Linked DNA regions of Homo sapiens: all the other regions are linked to region 1. The links are chromatin contacts, found by Hi-C in ENCODE. All regions are on one chromosome and are shown on one strand. The core of a region is the stretch at or near the end of the contact, and the rest is flanking DNA. Distances in the headings are between cores, read along the strand shown. Region 1 holds the start of ZNF324 (zinc finger protein 324). Region 2 holds the start of ZNF549 (zinc finger protein 549). Region 3 holds the start of ZNF773 (zinc finger protein 773).

The links. Hi-C counts contacts between places; a loop is a spot of excess contacts on that map. Pooled maps may share reads with other maps.
Region 2: a pooled map shows a loop between it and region 1 (5-fold over the local background). The contact joins the promoter of ZNF549 here to the promoter of ZNF324 in region 1. A Hi-C loop is called at or near these places in 6 of 50 pooled maps.
Region 3: a loop to region 1 is called in a pooled map, with 5 times the contacts of the local background. The contact joins the promoter of ZNF773 here to the promoter of ZNF324 in region 1. A Hi-C loop is called at or near these places in 7 of 50 pooled maps.

What each region holds. Positions count from the first base shown.
Region 1 is chr19:58,465,020-58,468,714 of GRCh38, forward strand. It overlaps ZNF324 (zinc finger protein 324), which reads left to right and starts at 2,061. Exons shown (of 4, transcript NM_014347.3): 1 at 2,061-2,164. RefSeq lists enhancers at 1,792-2,408, 2,409-3,023, 3,442-3,561 and silencers at 2,051-2,100, 2,181-2,310.
Region 2 is chr19:57,525,767-57,529,448 of GRCh38, forward strand. It overlaps ZNF549 (zinc finger protein 549), which reads left to right and starts at 1,590. Exons shown (of 4, transcript NM_001199295.2): 1 at 1,590-1,840. The coding sequence starts at 1,808.
Region 3 is chr19:57,498,001-57,501,851 of GRCh38, forward strand. It overlaps ZNF773 (zinc finger protein 773), which reads left to right and starts at 1,938. Exons shown (of 4, transcript NM_198542.3): 1 at 1,938-2,113. The coding sequence starts at 2,081.

The DNA.
Region 1 (3,695 bases), core at 811-3,310:
CGCCCGGCCACAGCTTGAATAGTTCTAAGTGTTGGGGTTTTTTTTCTTCAGGGTTTTTGAACTTTAATACTTCCTTTTTTTTTTTTTTTTTTTTTTGAAACGGAGTCTCGCTCTGTCGCCCAGGCCGGACTGCGGACTGCAGTGGCGCAATCTCGGCTCACTGCAAGCTCCGCTTCCCGGGTTCACGCCATTCTCCCGCCTCAGCCTCCCCAGTAGCTGGGACTACAGGCGCCCGCCACCGCGCCCGGCTAATTTTTTGTATTTTTAGTAGAGATGGGGTTTCACCTTGTTAGCCAGGATGGTCTCGATCTCCTGACCTCATGATCCACCCGCCTCGGCCTCCCAAAGTGCTGGGATTACAGGCGTGAGCCACCGCGCCCGGCCCTGAACTTTAATACTTCTAAGTGTTGGGGTTTTTTTTTTCCCCCTCAGGGTTTTTGTTTGTTTTTTCCTGAGACAGGGTCTCTCTCTTACCCAGGCTGGAGTGCAGGGGCTCCATCATAGCTCACTGCACACTCCAACTCCTGAACTCAATCCTCCCACCTCAGCCTCCCATGTAGCTGGTATTACAGGCATGCAAGACCATGCTCAGCTAATTTTTATATTTTTTTATAAAGATGGGGTCACATTTTGTTGCTCAGGCTGGTCTCAAACTCCTAGGCTCCAGTGATCGCTCACCTTGGCCACCCAAAGTGCTCAGATTCCAGGTGTGAGCCACTGCGCCCAGTCCTGAAATGTTCTTAAATTCTTTCAAAGTAGCAAAATTTATATTAAAACATTCCAAACATGATGAGCTCCCTTGCTCTACAAGGATTTACAAGTAGAATCAATTAGGTGGACAGTTATAGCTGACAGTTGACAGAGAGATAGTTATAGATGGAGGTAGGTATAGAGGGAGGGAGGCAAAAAGAGTTAAGGAACTGGACAGCTGAGAACTGTCTACAGGTTCCAAAAACAAGACAAAGAACCTTTTATTATCTGCCAAACAAGACAGTCTACATTGAGACTGCTCTGCCTTTCGTTTTTATGTGTCAAAGACACTTAAATTGGCCTGTAATCCCAGCACTTTGGGAGAACGAGGTGGGCGGATCACCTGAGGTCAGGAGTTCAAGACCAGCCTGGCCAACATGGTGAAACTCCATCTCTACTAAAAAATACAAAAATTAGCCAGGCATGGTGGCGCACACCTGTGGTCCCAGCTACTACGGAGGCTGAGGCGGGGGGATCACTTGAACCTGAAGGCAGAGGTTGCAGTGAGCCGAGATTGTGCCACTGCACTCCAGCACGGGCAACAGAACAAAGACCCTGTTAAAAAAAAAAAAAAAAAACTTAAATGAGTCCCAAGAAAAAAGGAAAAAAGAATGAATATTGTGATGTGTGGGGCAAGACAAGATCTAGATGGTCTAAGGACAAGCAAATCTGGGGAATTAACTTCTGCCCATCCAAATTACAAGGAAAACAGATGCTTTGGGCAAGTGTCGAGGAACAGTCTCATACTTAAGACAAATGTAGGCTTACGGGCTGAGAATTCTTGGTGTAAAGGTTGAAAACGGACCTTAAACCTTTACGGGACATTGACACAGAGAGGTCAAACCCGCGCCCAGGACGCACAGTCAGTGAGAGGCAGAGCTGGGAAGGGAACCCGGAGCTCCAGGCATCGGCTCCTCCACCTCCACCTGCGCTACCCGGTGCATTTTCTCCTCCGTGCTCACTGCTGGTGTTGCCTCTTGGAACCTCGGCAGTTTCTGCTTTCGCACCTGCAGGGTTTAGTCTCCGGGACTGCTTGGGAGGACACCTGGAATGCCGAAGGCAGGACTACACACCGGGCGAATCCACCAGCGCCACCAAGCCCTTGAAAACCCGAGGCCGCCGCGCGACTCCATTTCCCAGCGCCCCGCGCGGCAGGGGCTTGGACGTTGCCAAGGAGACCGGTAGTGGCCCCGCCTCCACGCAGGGAAACAGGCGGGAACCACGTGACCCGGAAGGCTGTACGCAAGCGTCCGCGGCGCGCACTGGGCCAATGAGAACCGAAGGGCTGGACTTCCGGCGGTGGGACTGTCACTTCGCCGCCCGCGTCAGGCCACACCGGTGGTCTGGGCTGGGGACCGCGGGTCGGGTCCGGTTTCCAGGGGGTTCCTGGTGCTCGAGGCTGGCGGCGAGGAAGGTACTGGCTGAGGGCCCGCGTCGGGCCCGCCCTGCGCACGCGTCGTGATCAAGGGCGCCGGCCGCCGGCCGCGCCCCCAAGCCTCTGTTTCTCAGAGTGCGTCGTGGGCGTCCAGGGGACTGTCGGGCCGCGGCGGGAGCCATGCGCTCTCCCACCGTGCGGCAGCCCAGGAGGCTGCGCGCTGGGCGTTCCACGTCCATGATGGCCGGGGAGACTGAGGCGCGGGGCGGCCCCGGGACGCTGCTGGCGGGGAAAGGCTGGGTGGTCCACGCCTTTCTTCCCTCCCAGCTGCGGGTTCCGCTGGCGGCGGTGGCGCTGACAAGCCCGCGTCGGGGAAGCAGGGGAGTCCCTGCTCACACAGACCGCGCCCTCACGGAGGGAGGCCGCTTCCTAGACCTCGCCTAGTCGTCTTTCCTCTCCCTGCCCTGGGGGGGTTGCGGGGGTCAGTGCAAACTCCTGCGTCCAGGGCACTGGTGAGCTCCCGAGTTCGGGCAGCCAGGGGGCTGAGGTCCCGAAGGAGGCTCCGAGGGGAGAGTCCTGCGTGTGCAAAACCTGGGAGGGGAGCCGAAGCCCAGGTGCTTCTGGGACTGAGCTCTCTCGATGTGGAGCTGGAGTAGAGGGGATGTGTGCGGCTGCAGTATCAGGCGAGGGAGTGGGCTTTATCTCGAGGGCGTCGGGAGACATAGAAGTTTTGAACAGAATCAGGACATCCTCTGAGGACTTTAAAACGGTTCCACCGTTTGTTGCGTGGAGAACAGACATGCAGGGGTGTCGGCATGAAGGGAAGAACCGACTGCCACAGTCTGGGCAGCAGTGGAGGTGGGCGACCAGGTGAATTCTGGTGGATCTGCGGATGCATCAGGTGTGGGCTGTTTGAAGAACTAAGTACCCCATGTTGTTCAGCCTGAGCGCCTGGAAGAAGAGAGCTGCTGTAGATAGAAAGGAGAATTGAAAGGAAAGCAGGTTTCCTTCAGGGGAAAGATCAAGAGTCTGGGATGTCCCAGGTTGGTCATGTCACTGGACCTGACGTTGTTGGCGTCCTGGGCTGTGGACAGGGCCTATGAATTGGACTGAGGAATGGGCAGGGACTCAGCCAGGTGTGGGCAGTTATGGCTTGAGGGTAAAGAAGACCAGCTGGGATGCCTGGGGCTATTGGGAAGAGCCTAGCACCTAACTGAGGAGGGGAGGGTGGCAACAGAGAGGGGAAGAAAGGGGACACCGGGTGAAAGGAGGAAGGGATTGAGTTCCTCTGTGTTCACAGGTTGTTGAGGCTGCTCCCCTGTGGCGACTGGTGAGAATCATCCAGTCCCTCAGGCTGGATGAGCAGCCTGGAAATGTCAGGCAAGCAGGCTCAGCAGGGGAGGGTCCCAGTGATGGGTATGCCTGGGAAGCCCCTGCTGGGACTCACAGTTTCTTGCTACAAGAGCAGGAAGGGTGCATCTGGGGAGGGTCATGAGTGGTCATGCTGAGTCACGAGTGGACACCTGGGGCTGCTCTTGGTGTGGCAGCTGAGGGCCCAGCCAGGACTTGT
Region 2 (3,682 bases), core at 340-2,839, 940 kb before region 1:
GGAACGCACTCAGTTAATGGTACCCAAAGCCCCTGCGTTTATCACTTTGTGATAATTAAGCCCCTGCACCTGGAACTGTTTATTTTCCTGTAAATGTTTGTGTAACCATTTATCTTTTAACTTTTTGCCTGTTCTGCTTCTGTAAAAATTGCTTCAGCTAAACTCCCCCTCCCCTATTTAGATCAAGGTATAAAAAGAAATCTAGCCCCTTCTTCGGGGCCAAGAATTTTGAGCTCTAGCTGTCTCTCGGTCGCTGGCAATAAAAGGACTCCAGAATTAGTCTCAGAGTGTGGCATTTCTCTATAACTCGCTCGGTTACAACACTATAGCCAAAGATTACATTCATAAAGATATTTTTACAATATAGGTGTCTTATTTAATATGACTCCAATCTAAATGGTAATTTTTCTAACCTTTCTTAAGTAATTATAAAATGTCAAAATTATAAACAATTAAAAACTAAAGAGAAATGAAGACAATGGATAGCAACAAAAGCTAATTGCTAAATATGGGGGAAAAAAGCCAGGCATGGTGGCTCATGCTTGTAATCCCAGCACTTTAAGGCAGGCGAATCACTTGAGGCCGGTTCTAGACCAGCCTGGCCAACATGGTGAAACCCTGTCTCTACTAAAAATACAAAAATTATCCGGGGGTGGTGGCGCATGCCTGTAGTCCCGGCTACTCGGGAGGCTGAGGCAGGAGAATCGCTTGAACCTGGGAGGTGGAGGTTACAGTGAGCAGAGATTGCACCACTGTACTCCAGTCTGGGCGACAGAGTGAGACTCTGTCAAAAAAAAAAAAGGAAAAAAAGAAAAGAAAAAGAAGATATAATGTTTCTGCAATCTCATTTCAGTTCCACTTATGATAATAGATACATTATGTAATTTAAGTCACTAACACTTGAGGGCAAAAAAACAGAATAAACACAAACGTGTGGGATAAGGGGATGCTGACCCCACTGTTAGTGATCACCTTGGTTGGAGACCCAGGTTTTATCATACAGATGAAGCCTGCAGGTAGCAAGTTTCAGAGAAATAGATTGTAAATGTTTCTTATCAGACTTAAGGTCTATGCTGATGTTATTGCTGTAGGGGTAGAATGAGGCATGTCCAACCCCTTCTTCCATAATGGCCTGAACTAGATTTTCAGGTTAACTCTATAATGCTGAGAGGAGGGGGTCCATTCAGATAGTTGGGAGGCCTTTGAATTTTATTTTTGGTTATAGTTTCTACATTAAAAAAAAGAAAAAAATTAAGGGTCGCGTCAATTCTCAATTGTCAACATTTTTAATGTATTGTATGCAATATATGTCAACTTTTGTGTTGAGAAATGAAGATCAAATCGTATTCTTTTATCCTGTGTATGTAATAGGCTTTGCTGACCCTAGTTTGATGGGTTTTTTCCTTTGTCCTCTCTTTCTTGGATTGAGTCCTCACAGCGCGGCGGACTGCGGCGTGGTAGGAACTACACCACCCAGAATACTGTGCGCCGAGCGTGCCGGGGCCTTAGACCAATCATTGCCCAGGAAAGGGGCACCTCCGTAAGTGCGCAATACGCCAGAATCTTCCGGCGTCTTTCCGGTGGTGGTCGTTTTTGCTGCCTGCGAGCGCGTCCGCGGGCTGGGCGTTTCCGGCTCGCTGGGTCCGGGCCAGGTAACTGGAGCCGGAAACCGGTGGAGGTGGTGTCCGCCCGCAGAGGAGCTTGCCTGGTCTCGGTCTGAGCGTCGCCCAGCGATTTGCCACCGCACGCACGCCGGATCCCGGGCTTTACCGCCCGCCTTTCCAGGCCCCGCCCCGCCTAAAGTCCCATGGCCGAGGCAGCGCTAGTGATTACGCCGCAGGTGAGAGCGGAGTCCTCGGATCCTCACCTGGGTCCTGAGGCCCCGGACTGGGGTCACCTGCGTGGGTCTCTGCAGTTCAGGCCTCTTCTCCAGGACAGCGAGGAGTTCTGGGTGGGGTCCTCAGAGCTGACGGGCGGTGAGGTGAAGAAGGGAGAGCGTTGCGTACCGTGGGGGCTGCACGCGCAGAGCCTGGGAGGTGCGCCGGGGTCGCGAGCATTCGGAAACTTGGGGGCGGACCTGTGTCTGCAGGGAGCAGAGAGAATGAGGAGAAGAAGGCACGGCTGCCATGGCAGCCTGAGCAACCGGGGTTTTTAATTCTGAGTCTTTGGGAGCCATGGAGGGTTGTGAACTAAAGGAGAACACGATCTGAGTGAGGGTCTGAAAAAATATTTCAAAGGCAATGAGTGGAGAAAACAGACTGTTACGGAGTGATGGGGGTGGACGCAGGGATACTGGTGAGGAGACTGCTGTAGTAGGCTCCAGGAGGATTATGGTGGATTCTGGACCAGACGGGTTGCTGAAGGGACCTAAGTAATAAGAATCTTGGTAGATCTTAAAGGTAAAGCCAGCAGGATTTTCTGCTCCATCATTTGTGCCTATGAGCAAAAGTGGGAGTGAAGTATGATCCCAAGTTTTTCTTTTACCTGAACATCTGGAAGAGTTGACAAAGAAATCTGGTGAGGGAGCAGGTTTCAGGGAAATAGTAGGAGTTGAATTTTGGACGTGGTGTTTCTAAATTGCCACAGAGTGAAGTTGTTACATGGGCAGTTGGAATCATAAGTAGAAAATTCATGGGAGGGGACTGACTCAGTGATGTGTAAATGGAGACAGGCTGGGGCGTAGACTCAAGCCAAGCCTTAAATTTAGACGGGAAATCTTAAGGTTTTACTTTGAGATGAAGAGAGGGAGGGCTGAGGCTGGAGGCTGGGAAAGTGTGGGTCGGCCTTGGCGAAGCTGCCTGCAGATAGGAGGGCCATGGGGTTCCGGGGGTACTTCCAAAGGGAATGTGTAAGGAATACACACTGCATAGGATGGATTTGAGGGTGGGACACTGTGTAGAGTCACCATTCAGAAGACTTGGCGAACTGTTCACTCTATGTGGAGCCAGAGAAAGGTCAGCCAGACTAGCAGAGAAGCCCAAGCCCAGCAAGAGCAGCTCTCCCAGGAAAATACAAGTTTAGACTGTATAGATTTAACAAATTAAATTTATGCAAGCAATTAGTTAACCGAATAAAATGTCACTATAACTCTGTGCTCTAATAAAAAATAAATGTTTGTTTTTTGTCATGCTTTCCTGGCACAGAATTCCTAAAATCGTTGTAATTTCCTCAGTGAAAAGTGTCTTGTGATAAGTCATGGACCGCATAACAACAGTGTTGACCACATCAGTGACGGTGGTCCCATAAGATTATGATACCATATTTTTACTGTACCTTTTCATTTTCTTTCTTTCTGATCAGGAGGCAAACTGCATTTTCTAAGTTTATAAATGTTTAAATGCACAAATAATTATCACTGTGTTACAGTTGCTGACAGTATTTAGTATAGTAACTTGCTGTACAGGTTTGTAGCCTAGGAGCAATAGGCTATACCATTTAGTAGTTGAACAATGAATGTCTGAACAGTAGTTCCCCCTTATCCTCAGAGGATACCTTTCAAGAACCCCAGCGGAGGCTTGAAACTGCAGATAGTACCCAACCTATATATACTATGTTTCTTCCTAGACTACATACCTGTAATAAAATCCAGTTTATAAATGAGGCAGTATAGGAGATGAACAATAATAACTGGAAATAATATAGAACAGTTATACTTTATAAGTTAATAAAAGTTAAGTAACTG
Region 3 (3,851 bases), core at 688-3,187, 970 kb before region 1:
GTGGAAGAAGCCAGACACAAAAGTTGACATACAGTATGATTCCATTTATATGAAATGAAGAAGCTGCAAAACTAGAGTAAAAGAATGCAGATCACTGGTTATTGAGCCTGCGGTCTGAGGGGGAAGGTTCTGACTGAAAGAGTACAGGAAAACGTTATCAGGCAATGGTAATTTTCTCTATCATGACTGTGTTGGTGGTTTCATGACAGTACAGCTGACCCTTAAATAACACAGGTTTGAAATGCACAGGTCCAATTATATGTGAATGTTTTTCAATAAATATACTGGAAAAAATTTTTGAATATTTGAGACAATTTCAAAAAACCAGAATTCATTGAAATAGGTATGCCAAGAATGCATAACACAAAATATATGTAGGTTCTATTTTATCATTACAAAACCAGAGCGATATTTTCTTTTCTTTTTTTTTGTTTTTGAGACGGATTCTCTCCCTGTCGCCCAGGCTGGAGTGCAGTGGCATGAACTCCACTCACTGCAAGCTCCACCTCCCGGGTTCATGCCATTCTCCCGTCTCAGCCTCCCGAGTAGCTGGGACTACAGGCACCTGCTACCACACCCGGCTAATTTTTTGTATTTTTTAGTACAGACGGGGTTTCACCGTGTTAGCCAGGATAGTCTCGATCTCCTGACCTTGTGATCCACCCGCCTTGGCCTCCCAAAGTGCTGGGATTACAGGCGTAAGCCACCACCTCCCTACTCTTTCTACCCAATAAATATGAAGGTCTGTGGAAGCTCAGGGCCCTTCCTCACTAGAAGCAAGAAGCCCCCTGACCCCTTCTTTAAAACAGATTTATTTTGCCTTTGTTTTCATTTCTGCATTCGTTCCCCTTCGTTCAGTCCCATAGTAACTGTGACAGGAATATGGAGCAGAAATGGATGAAGGGGAGAAATTGAGGGGGAGTTGGCTTATGGGTTTGCTGCCTGTTGTTGTGCCTTTACACCAATGTTGGGTCCTTGAGGAAGGAAAGAACACAAATGAGAATGGGGTGAAAGAGGAACGTAAATCCTTGGGCTCCCCTACTCTCTCATCACCTACATCCAGAATTCAGAGCCTTTTCTTATTATCATACATCAGGCATTAATATTGGGTGTCCCCTTGCCAAAGGAAATTTAGGAAGGTATACGTGGCTTTGCCCAGTGAAACCTCTTTATGGTGGCCCTGAAGATCCTCTTCAAGTCCTTCAAAAGAAGGAAAGATTGGAGTATCAGCTGCAGGAAACTGAAATCCAGGCCCATCTCCAATTACAACAGGTTCCAGATGAGTCCGAGAGTTCTCGACACTCATTTCTCCTCCATCTCCTACTCCATCATCTCCATCTCCATCTTCTCCATCATCTCCATCTTCATCATCATCTCCATCTCCATCATCTCCATGTCCATCATCATCTCTATCTCCATCATCTCCATCTCCATCATCTCCATCTCCATCATCATCTCTATCTCCATCATCATCTCTATCTCCATCATCTCCATCTCCATCATCTCCATCATCTCCATCTCCATCTCCTACTCCATCATCTCCATCTCCATCTTCTCCATCATCTCCATCTTCTCCATCATCTCCATCTTCTCCATCATCTCCATCTTCATCATCTCCATTTCCATCATCTCCATCTCCATCATCATCTCTATCTCCATCATCTCCATCTCCATCATCTCCATCATCTCCATCTCCATCTCCATCTCCATCATCTACCGTCTCCAATCTCCATCTCCGAAGTTATGCCCACTTCCTCGAAGTTTGGAGCCACGCGAACTACACTGCCCAGAAGGCGCCGCGCCGTGAGCCGCGATGCTTGGCCAATGAAAAGAGGTCTACCCGAGAGTGCGACGCGCAATGGGCGGGACTTCCGGCGTCTCCCCTCGGCGGTTGCTTTCGCTGCCCTCAAGAGAACTCAGCTTGCCGGAAGCTGGTTGTTCGCTGCGGCGACCAGCTCCGGAAAGCGCGGTGGGGACGCGCTGTGTTCTCGCAGCTCAGAGGCGGGTCTGAGGCTCGGTGGCGGCGCCCAGGGTGGCCCGGGCCCTTTCCTCGGTCGTTGTCTCACCGCCACAGGCTCCGATGGCGGCGGCCACGCTGAGGGACCCCGCTCAGGTGAGCGCCGCGTCCTCCCGGCCTCCCCCGAATCCTAAAGCCCTGTGAGGGCCGCCTGCTCAGGTCCCCGGGTGCAGAACTGTGGGGCGTTCGTGGGCGGCGTCCCGTTTCTGACACGCAGTGTGATGGGGTGGCAATGGAGGGCAAGGGGCCCGGCTCGCAAAGATGTGAGGCGCATTCAGCGAGTCCCGAACCTGAGGCCTCCTGGTGTCTGTAGTGGGCAGCTTGGGAAGGGACGAGGCGCGTGTCGAGCGACAGCCCGAGCAGCTGCGCTTTCATCCTGAGGGGGCCACAGTGGCCGCGGAGGGCTGGAGACAGAAGAGTGACAAGATCTGTTTCTCAAAGTTTGCCAAAGGCCCTTCAAGTCAAAACAGACTGGGGTGGGGGTGAGGCGGGTGAAGACAGACCTGTGAGTAGGTAAATTCAGTAGACTAGTGGAGAGTCTACTGGGACTGGGCCACAGAGGAGGGGAAGTGATCAGATCTTGGATGGATTTCAAAAACTGAACAGACGGGAATTCCTGTTGCATCAGATGTGACTGTGAAAGAAAGTAGGGAATGAAGAGCCATTCTGGATTTTTATTTGTATTTTTGTTTGTTCCTGAATATCAGGAAGGATGGAGATGGGTAAGGCTGTGCAGGGAATAGGTTTTGGGCATGGTGATCCTGAGATGTCCCAGAGTGGAGGTGTCATGTCCACATGAGCAGCTGGAAGGCCTGGGGCTCGTATTTAGGAGGGAGAATCTTAAAGTTTTCTTTCAGATGGTCCCTGAGGTGAGGGAAGGGAGAGATGGGCCTGTAGGATGGGGCAGCCTCTACAGCCTGGAGTTTCGTGGTCCGAAGTGATTTTGTCTGGTGCCTGCAGGAATGGAGGGTTATAGAGTATGAACACCCAGGACTGGATGGAGACCGCAGTGTTGGGTAGTATATAGGTTTGCCACTCCAGGCTTAGTAGTTCCTCATGTCCAGTCCATATGGAGAAAAGGAAAGGTCAGCCAGGCTGGTGGAGCAGCACCTTTGGTGCCTAAGTTTCCCTAGCTATCAGCACAGGTGGGATGATCAACTGCTCCAGTAGAAGGGAGGGCTCTCAGCAGGATGGTCTTCAGGGGAGTATATAGCAGGCAGCCAGATTGCCAAAAGGAAACCCACATTGTCTTTCTTTTTCTTTCTTTTTTTTTTTTTTTTGAGACAGAATTCTGCTCTTGTGATCTGCCCACCTCGGCCTCCCAAAGTGTTGGGATTACAGGCTTGAGCCACTGCACCCAGGCAGAAACCCACATTTTGAAAACCTACCAGTTTATTTGCACTGAAAATGTTGACAGAAGCATTAATTATGTGTACAGTAAGAGTTGATATTTAGTCCTAGACACATAAGAATGAGTTTGATACAAACAATAGTCCTATTGAGTGAATACCATTATTGCCATGTTGCAGATGGCAATACCAAGGCACAGGGAAGTTGAGCATTTTTCCAAGGGCACACAACAGGTAAGAGGCATCACTAAGAACCAAAGCCCAGATTGCAGATAGTCAGGCACACCTGACTCCAGGCTAGACGAGGGGGCTTGGATGATCCTTTGGTAACATCACTGTCTGGTTCTCATGGTCTTGATTTTCCATAGGTTCTTGTGACTTCAGAGTTAGTTATAGACCATGAGAAGGTAAGTGGAGGATGTCTCAGGCCCTCACCCTCCTCAACTCCTACCTACATGGTCTTCAGAATTATGGTGTCTTGGGAC